Regions from separate parts of the Homo sapiens genome. Here region 2 is linked to region 1. A link is an interaction called in ENCODE POLR2A ChIA-PET data of the cell type or tissue named here. Cell type or tissue: OCI-LY7. All regions are shown on one strand. Each heading gives the region's core, and the rest is flanking DNA. Links, peaks and the distances in the headings are about the cores only.

Region 1 (4,390 bases), core at 280-4,279:
CTTCAGAGGAAACGCTGGTACAGAGCTAGTGGTCTTTTAGACATGTTCCAATAAATCTGGCTAACTTAATACTCCCTCTGCATCCATCAAGGAATCCATAAGCACTGTTGACTCAGGCTGTTCTTCTAAAGAAAACACAGCAGGCTTCAGGCAGGTGTTGTTAAATTGCTCCAACCAGGCAAAGCTGCTGACTCTCACTTAGTATTTTTACACACCATTGTGAGCCGCCAAATAACAGACCTTTATAAATCCCTGGTCAAAGTCAACTCCTCCAAGCCACCTTCCCGGCCTGGCCACTCCGTTTGCTATGGCCTTTCTTCATTGTTCGCATACCTCTCTGCTTTACCTCTCCCCTGTGGTTGTTCTGTCCGCCCTACTAGGCCTTCACTCCTCAGGGGCAGGGACTGAGTCTTGCATGGCTTTTTCATTCCAGAAGGCTGGATTCCAGGTTCTGCACTCAGGGGCGGCCCAGTCATTATTGTTGGCCGGCTGCTTTTCCTGAGAAAGCACAATCGGGCCTTTTGATTCCCATCCGCACACTGCCCGCTCCCTGCCACTCTGCTCTCCAGTGAAGGAACTTCTCGGCCCACTCACATTCCAGGCACAGTTTGGGGATCAGGGGATGAGCAGCCACACCCAGAAGTGCCAAAAAGTGCCACTGAGGTTTTTGGCTGAACAGAAGTAGAAGGAAATAAAGTAGCTCCCTTATCTGTGAGATGCAGGCGTCATTCTCAGCCATCTCACAGGTCCCGACCAGACCTTGGATTCTACAAATTTGGGAAAATGTTATTTTGGGATGTGGTGGACACTGCTGCTTGACCACTCAATATCCATCCTACCCGTCTTCCTTACTATCAGACACCAATTTTATTCAGGGTGGCAAGTATTAAGCTAACACACTCACACCTTCCTGGCCTCTTTTGCAGCTAGGGATGGCCAGTGAAACCTAACGGGAAATCTGCTGGAGGCCTCAGAGAAAGCCCTGGCTTGTCCTAATATAGGTACTACCCTTTCTGCTTTGCCCCGTCACTTTCTTCCACCAGTGAGGCTGATGTTACGCTGGAAGTGAAGCAGTCATCTTGTAGTCATGAGGACAAAGGTGACAAACAGCCTCACGGGAAGGGCCCCGTTGGCCCTGATCAAGCACTACACTAGCCCTGGAGGGCCTAGCTCAGGACTGCTTGGTTCATGAGATAAATAGGCCCTTACATGTTTAAATTACCAAATGCTCAAGCCAAGTGACAGATAAGCTTGTCATCTTCATACTTTTATTCTTCTTATTTTGTTGCTCCTGCAGCTTTTTGTTTGGTTTTTCTAAAAGCAAACTTGGGTCGAGTAATAGTTCCTCAAAAAAGCTATGGGGGAATAAAAAATCTACCTACCAGGATATTTTTCTTTCGGTTGGCAAATACCAAAGAACAAACTTCTCCATGAAAGGAGTCTGCGTTTCATGAAAGATCAAAGGTCTCAAAGTCTCCCAAATTGCAAACTCTTCTACAGTAACGTAGCCCAGTAGAGAAGAGCCATCAGGCAGCTCATTAAAGCTTGTCAGCCTCAATAGCTAACATTTTCTTCCTTTCTCATTGAACTCCATTATCAGCAATGAGTTTTGCGGGGAGCTGGGGGTTTTGTTTGTTTTCTTTTGCTTTTACTTAAAATAAAAATGTGTAACTTAACTTCCAAGAGACATTGAGATTTGGGCACAGTTTTCAGTCAGCTCCCTCTTCAAAGACCTACTGCAATTGCCAAAGCAATAATAAGACATTATGGAAAGGGGGAAGGGGGCCCATTCACACGCCAGAATCTCCATATAACCTCTGTTTGATAAAATGCTAGTTGGTCCAGATAAATGGAAGGCACAGGAGAGCAACTTAGAACCTGATTCCCAAGAAAGCAGGACTCAGAGAGGTTCTCTCGCTCAACAATATGTACATCAACTGCTTGGGAACAGCCAAGGCTAGACGCAGTTCAGGCCAGGGGTCGGAGGAAGAACGTGGCTTAAATGCCTTTGCTGCAGTGTATGGACAGCATTCCAAAGGTGCTCTGCCAGGAAGCCCCAGGCCTCGTGGATGGAGAGCGCTTCAGCTTGTCCCTGACACTGCAGGCAGTAGCCCTACCAGGACTGCTCAGTGCCATCCTGCTGTCCCCTACTCACCTTCCTGCTGTTAACAGACCCCTAAACAGGTCACAATCAGCCCCAGAAAGACTATTTTCATTAGGAAAAAATAATGTAAGTGACCTCAGTGTCCAGTGATAGATGGTGTTTCAGGAAATGACAGGGACATGGAACAAGCCGTCCCCTTCTTGTCTTCCCTCTTGTAACTTAAAGAGTGCTAACACCTGCTGCCAACCCACCCCCTCAAAACTGACAAAAACATTTCAGTTCCTCAGAAGCAGGTGCCTGAAAATTTGAAGTGTTAATTCAGTCATGCAAATCAATACCAGGCGTTGAACCTAAGAGGATTCAGGTAAGAACTGAAGAAATATTTCAGGTCTTTTTCCCTAAATGCCTTTCACAATTAGGCCACAATTCAGAGGTCTTATTCTATTTACTCATTTTATCCATGAGTTCAGAATGCAGCAAAAATTTTCTTCCTAGGCCTCTCAGAAACTATTGGAGAAAAAAAAATAGAAGAAAGGAACCGAATATCCCCCATCTAGCGGCCACAAACCAGACATAGTGACACTTTACTTATGTCATTTATCTTCCTCCACCATGGCCTTGTGAAACAGTCTCAGAAAGGTGCTCACAGTAGGGAGAGCCAGAACCAGATTGTAAGCCTAGACTCATTCATTTGTTCATCCATTCATTCACCAAACATTTTACTGGACACCTACCATGCGCACAGCACTGTTCTGTTAGCTGGAGATAAACAGCAGTGAATAAAAGAAAGTCTCTGCTTTCACGGTGTTTCCATTTTGTTAGACGAGAAAACAGACAAGCACACTTATCAGGGCTTCCCAACAGGTATGCCGGGGAGTGCCCCAGCTCCATGGGACTGGGAAGGAGGGCAAGTTGGCAGCAGAGGCTGGAGCGACTGCACCCCTGAGATGGATTCCACCCACTATGATTAGGCTCATCCATTACTTTGACACAAAGCACCATGCAGATATCATCATTTTCCATGACTGCCATGACAGCAGGGCTCGGGGATACTAAAGAAATCATTTGCCAGTGGTGATAAGGGCTATGAAGTTGTGCTGACCGCAAAATCCCTGCTCCTCCTACCAACTGCCTTTTCCAGTGGTTGAGCAATCTGCAGACAAGAGGACAGTCAGAATCCCACACCGAAACTGGGAGGGTGGGAATAAGAAGCTGAAACTTCCTCATGCTCCATCTACCCAGCCATCCCACCCTCATTTCAGTGTCCTCCTAGAAGTCTGTATTTCAGTCAAAAGGAAACACTGGATTTCGACGTGCCTCATGTTCCTCAGCTTGTAAACACAGCTGAGAAACCAAATGGTTTTTTGGCAGCTACGTTTCTGCCCCTCTCTTAGCACACAAGAAAACGTGTCTGTGAAGACTGCCTTAGAACATGATGCCTCGAGCCCAAGGGCGACCCCACTGCACCATGCAGGTAACATCACAGCTGTGCTGCAGCTGTTCGCCTGGAGCTGGTTTGGGCCTTGGCCTCCTCAGCCCACTGCCCCAGCTCTCCCAGCGGCTCCAACATGGGTCTTGGGCTGCAGGAGAGCCTGGAGAGAAAGCTTGCAAACCCAGAGTGGAACCAGAAAAACAATTCCTGGCAGTGCCTCAGAAATGAATACCATTCAGGGGTAGGAAGTAAAAAGTCAAAACTACAAAGATCGGAGTCAGGTTCTTTGGTTACAAAAAATATATACTGTTTCCTCACTAGATCCCATCTCTTTCCAAAGGATAACATCTACTGCCTAAGTCATCTGTAACTGGAAAGAGGGAGGGAAATGCCGCACCACAGTTTGACTTTTTAATGGTACTGAAATCTATAGGTCTGTGCCTAGTCGTTTGAATAAGTTTTCAGTAGCAAAAAAAAACAAAAAACAAAAAACAGGATACAGTCTTCGGTGTTCAAGGCTTTTGTGGCCAATCTGGCTTCTTGCTGGACTACAAAGGGAGGCTTATCTGTGACTAATCTCTAAAAATTAAGTTTAAATCAAAAGCTGCCACAGGTGACCCCAGCTTATGACTCCATATGCCAAAAGTCTGTAATAGCAGGATGCTGATGGTGGGACAGGTTTTGTGTGTTGGGGAGACAAGAGATACACGGGAGCTTTTTGTATTTCTGCTCAATTTTGCTGTGAACATAAAACTGCTCTAAAATGCTTTCTGTTTTTGGAGAGACAGGATCTGGCTCTGTTGCCCAGAGTGGCGCACAGTGGCACAATCATGGCTCACTGCAGCCTCAACCTC
Region 2 (4,390 bases), core at 295-4,294, 68 kb before region 1:
GGCTTCCAACACTTGCAAGAAGATGTACAAATACAATGCTGGTCCATGGCCAGACACTGGAAATATCCAGAAAGAAGGTAGAGTAGAATTAAATTCTACTTGCGGTAGGCATGGAATCTAGTAAGGAAAAAATCCTGATTTCTTATGCTTTCCACGGGTAACACAATAATAGGTGTTATTATTACTATTACTATTATTATAATGTTATTAATATTGTTAATATTATTCATATTATTATATGAATCAATACGTGGGACATTCCTGACTTGAGTAAGGACAACTCAGCATCTCACTAGGAAAGTAAAATATTACACAGGAGCTCACATTCCCAGTAGCCATGCACTGTAAGCCATGGATTACATCACCACTTCAATCACTCCCTTTCCACTGCTTAAAAATCAGTGCCATAGAGAAATTTTTTTTACCATAGATATTTTCTGTGTTTTTTATTTTGTAACAGTAATCAAAAAGAGAATGAAATCAGCTTAGCTACTAATTTTTTCCGAACAATGGCTTTAAAGGAAGTTGGCACCAAATCAACATACCCTTATTAAATGTATACATATGTATATACACACATATGAAGTTGCATGTCCTTAAATGTACACAGCCACTAACTCCAAAAAGATTAAACACCTTATTGGAGAATGAGGATCTATCTGTATCTTTTAATCCAACCTGTTTAAACAGACGAAAATTGAGCATACCCCAGTGTTCATTTCCAGAGGAGGTTCCTCCTTTTCCAACGGGGTGGAGATGGCTGTGATGGTCAGAGTGACAGACGGAACGAGTCCTGGGGGTGGTTCGTCTGTAACTGGCTCTGTCTTGATGGATGTTGAAGGGAAGTCTGTAGACAGGTACCATTTCTCACTTTCCACCTCATCTGCAGGAAAAAAGACAAGCACACATGTGAACTTGTTCAGGGCATCAGGCATAAGCAAAACAAGCGACCACTAGTCTTTCTCCCCAAAAAAGCTCAGTGAAGGATGATTGAAAGTAGAATAAAAGAAAATGAAATATGTGAGGGAAAAGATTGATAGATATGAACAGCAAAGAAAGAATCTATACTTGTATTCGCTTGCATGTGAGTATGCCTAAAGAAACTCTGGAAGGAATCCATAGAAAAGAAAGAAACTTGGCTTCCTGAGAAAGGCAGGAAGAAACCTGGGTTGATGGGGAATAGAATAGGAGGGAGGATTTTGAATATGTAATGAGCTACTCTTTTTGGTTGTCAAATCATGTAAATGTATTATCTATTCAAAAATAGATAAATAAGCACATTTAAAAACATGAAAGAAAGAAGCAGCCGGGCACAGTGGCTCACGCAAGTAATCCCAGCACTTTGGGATGCCAAGGCAAGAGAATTGCTTGAGCCCATGAGTTCAACACCAACCTGGGCTACAATGCAAGACTCTGTCTCTACAAAAAAAAATTTTTAACTAGCTAGGTGCAGTGGTGAGCATCTGTGGTCCCAGCTACTTGGGAGGCTGAGGCAGGAGGATTGCTTAAACCAGGAAGTCGAGGCTTCAGTGAGCTGTGATCACATCATTGTACTCCAGAGCCTGGGCAACAGAGTGAGACCCTGTCAAGAAAGAAAGAGAGAGAAAGGGAAGGGAGGGGGAGGGGGAGCGAGAGAAAGCAAGAGTGAGAGTGAGAGTGAGAGCGAGAGCGAGAGCGAGTGACAGCGAGAGCGACAGAGAGAGAGAGAGAAGCAAGCAAATGGTTGGTAACCAACGGGAGAAGATGAGAGAACATGGTGAGTAGGTCTCTCTCTCCTTCTCTCCAAAGGAAAGTTATTTGGTTTTTTGATATTTTTTCTTCTCACTCCATTTTTTTGTTTGTTTTTGTCCTCTTCTGTTTTCACTGTGATCCCACCTAGCCTTAAACCTAACTTAGACTTTCAGAGACTCTGCTTAGCCCTTTGGGAGACTTTGGTTTGTAATAACCATCTGCCCTTTGCTGAAATGGACAAAATACTCTTCCTGAGAAAACAGCTGCATCTTGGTGAGTCTGGGTCTTGTCTTTCCTGATTATCACCAGGCCTGGAGATAGCTAACAACCGAGAGACAAGACGGAACAGACAGAGTGCCTCTGCCACTTAATGCACATTCTTCTCAGAGTCTAAAAGAATAAGAATTTGTATTTCTTAACAAGTTACTTTGGAGCTAGCGCTCAGCACTGCCTGGAAAAGCCGGGAGGAGGGAAGGAAAGGAAACGACCAGAGGGTTGGAAACAGCCACAGAACAAGACAAAGCAAGCCAAAGGCAACGTTCCTTAGCTGATACCAGTTTTACTAAAATGAGGCTAAAATAAAGCAAAGACACGCTCCTTTGCTTTCTCAAAATGCTTACACACATACACCACATTTCACATACTTAGTGACCCATGACTGTCAGGAGAGCAAAGTCGTTCACATTATAAATTTATTTTACATTCAAGAATGTGACTCCAGTTTTCTTATGAAAAGGTACAATCATTTAGAACCGCTAAGAAGAAGGGAAGGGTAGACACAGAAACTAAGAACTAAAATCTACGATTATTAAAATTATGTTTCATAAGTGACTTCTTTAAAGCACAAAAATGTTAGGTTCATATTTGAGGAATGATTTCCCCCTTAAATCCAGTTTATAATTGATGAATTATCCCAGCCTCAATTTATTTCCCAAGGTGAAATAAAGACAGGATGGGCAGGTGGTGGAAGATGTTTTGCTTTTAGAGTGGGGCTGCTGAGTGCTATGGTGTGACGGGGATTTCCATCCTTCATGGGGTGTGCGCCACATCCTGGTGGAAGGGGAGGGCGGGGGAACAAAGGGCTCTCTGATGGCGGCCAGAGGAGGGAGACCACTCTGTACTGGACTCAGACCGTGCCCCAGCTCAGCCCAGAGATGGAGCAACTGGACCACGAGCCAAAAGATTCCGTTGACTCTCCCCAAAGGAGCTTAGGAGCTAGAAGACAATGTCCGCTGCAAAGAACACCCGCTTAGGACAGTTAGGGAAGGGCTGGAGAGACAGAGACCGCATAGATCCCATTTTTTCCATTCGGCAATGACATGGTGATGCTTTTGCTTTTTGTTTTGTTTTGAGACATTCTTGCTCTGTCACCCAGGCTGGAGTGCAGTGGCACCATCTCGGCTCGCTGCAAACTCCGCCTCCCGGATTCAAGCGATTCTCCTGCCTCAGCCTCCTGAGTAGCTGGAATTACAGGTACACGCCACGACGCCCAGCTAATTTTTATATTTTTAGTAGAGACGGGGTTTTGTCATGTTGACCAGGCTGGTCTTGAACTCCTGACCTCAGGTGATCGGCCTCCCAAAGTGCTGGGATTACAGGTGTGAGCCACCGTGAACAGCCATGCTTTTGCTTTTTGAAGTCAACACTTAAAGCCTGCCCACACTGAGTAATATTTATCCCTGGCAAAGGCTGGAAGAAAGACGGTAGGATGAAATATAGCCTCAGTACAGGCTGAAATGGACGGTAAGGAAGCATCCCTGAGAAAAAGGTCGCACACAATTACCAGGAAATTGTGAGATAAGGCCAGATCCCTTGACTGTGCAGTGAAGGCAACTGTGATGAAACTTAATTCACAAGGCAAACAAAAGAAGAGGCAAAAGTTAAAAAAAAAAGTGAATACAAAAAACAAAATGAAGATGGGTGATAGATAGAATCAGTTATTCCAATCTAGTGAGGCCATTCTCAAAGTGTGCACATTCGTAAAACAAGTCAAGACCATTTAATATTCTTAATGCCCAGTGTCCTATAGCCCTCTTTACAAACATACAAATATCATCAGTGCTGCCTCAGGGAATGGAAACCACAGGGCAAGTGATGGTACTTGAACTATAAAAGGAAACCTTCTCTCTCAAGGACAACTGTACATTTCCAAGAGAGAAGCCCAAGGAAGCGGCCTCTCCTCCCCTGAGCTTTTTTGAGGGCAAACAACAGGCGCTGCTTTCATGCTTCCATTCCAATACAGCAATTTAGTCCTTGATCCTGAAAGATGCTTTAGAGTTATAAAGAGATTTAAGGCCATTGAGCTCAAAGATATCTTTTTTTTTTTTTTTTGAGACAGTCTTGTTCTATCACCCAGGCTGGAGTGCAGTGGTGTGATCTCGGCTCACTGCAACCTCCACCTCCTGGGTTCAAGCGATTCTCCTGCCTCAGCCTCCCAAGTAGCTGAGATTACAGGCGTGTGCCACCAAACCTGGCTAAGTTTTGTATTTTTAGTAGAGACGGGGTTTCACCATGTTGGCTAGGCTGGTCTCAAACTCCTGACCTCAGGTGACCCACCCGCCTCAGCCTCCCAAAGTGCTGGGATTACAGGTGTGAGCCACCACACCCAGCCTATCATTTCTAGATGAGGAAAATGACACCTGGGCCTAGGTCACATGGC

What was found. Peaks named below come from ENCODE experiments on the same cell type or tissue, not always from the same donor. Only the 100,000 strongest peaks of a DNase experiment are listed, where the experiment ranks them.
Region 2: POLR2A ChIA-PET joins it to region 1 with 6 read pairs; 10 of 35 experiments call an interaction of 5 or more read pairs at or near these places.

What each region holds. Positions count from the first base shown.
Region 1 is chr7:137,983,385-137,987,774 of GRCh38, forward strand. All of the region lies in intron 1 of CREB3L2 (cAMP responsive element binding protein 3 like 2), which reads right to left. Among named protein-coding and RNA genes, the nearest start is that of CREB3L2, 17 kb to the right of the region's middle. RefSeq lists enhancers at 2,857-3,006, 3,337-3,406. In OCI-LY7, for the core only: CTCF peaks have their summits at 2,634, 3,534 and 3,739; DNase peaks (open chromatin) are centred at 2,377, 2,687 and 3,537; H3K4me3 peaks cover 3,068 bases; H3K27ac peaks cover 3,630 bases.
Region 2 is chr7:137,915,130-137,919,519 of GRCh38, forward strand. CREB3L2 (cAMP responsive element binding protein 3 like 2) reads right to left here. Exons shown (of 12, transcript NM_194071.4): 3 at 708-883. Among named protein-coding and RNA genes, the nearest start is that of CREB3L2-AS1, 36 kb to the right of the region's middle. RefSeq lists an enhancer at 2,123-2,172. In OCI-LY7, for the core only: no CTCF peak of the experiment used is centred there; no DNase peak of the experiment used is centred there.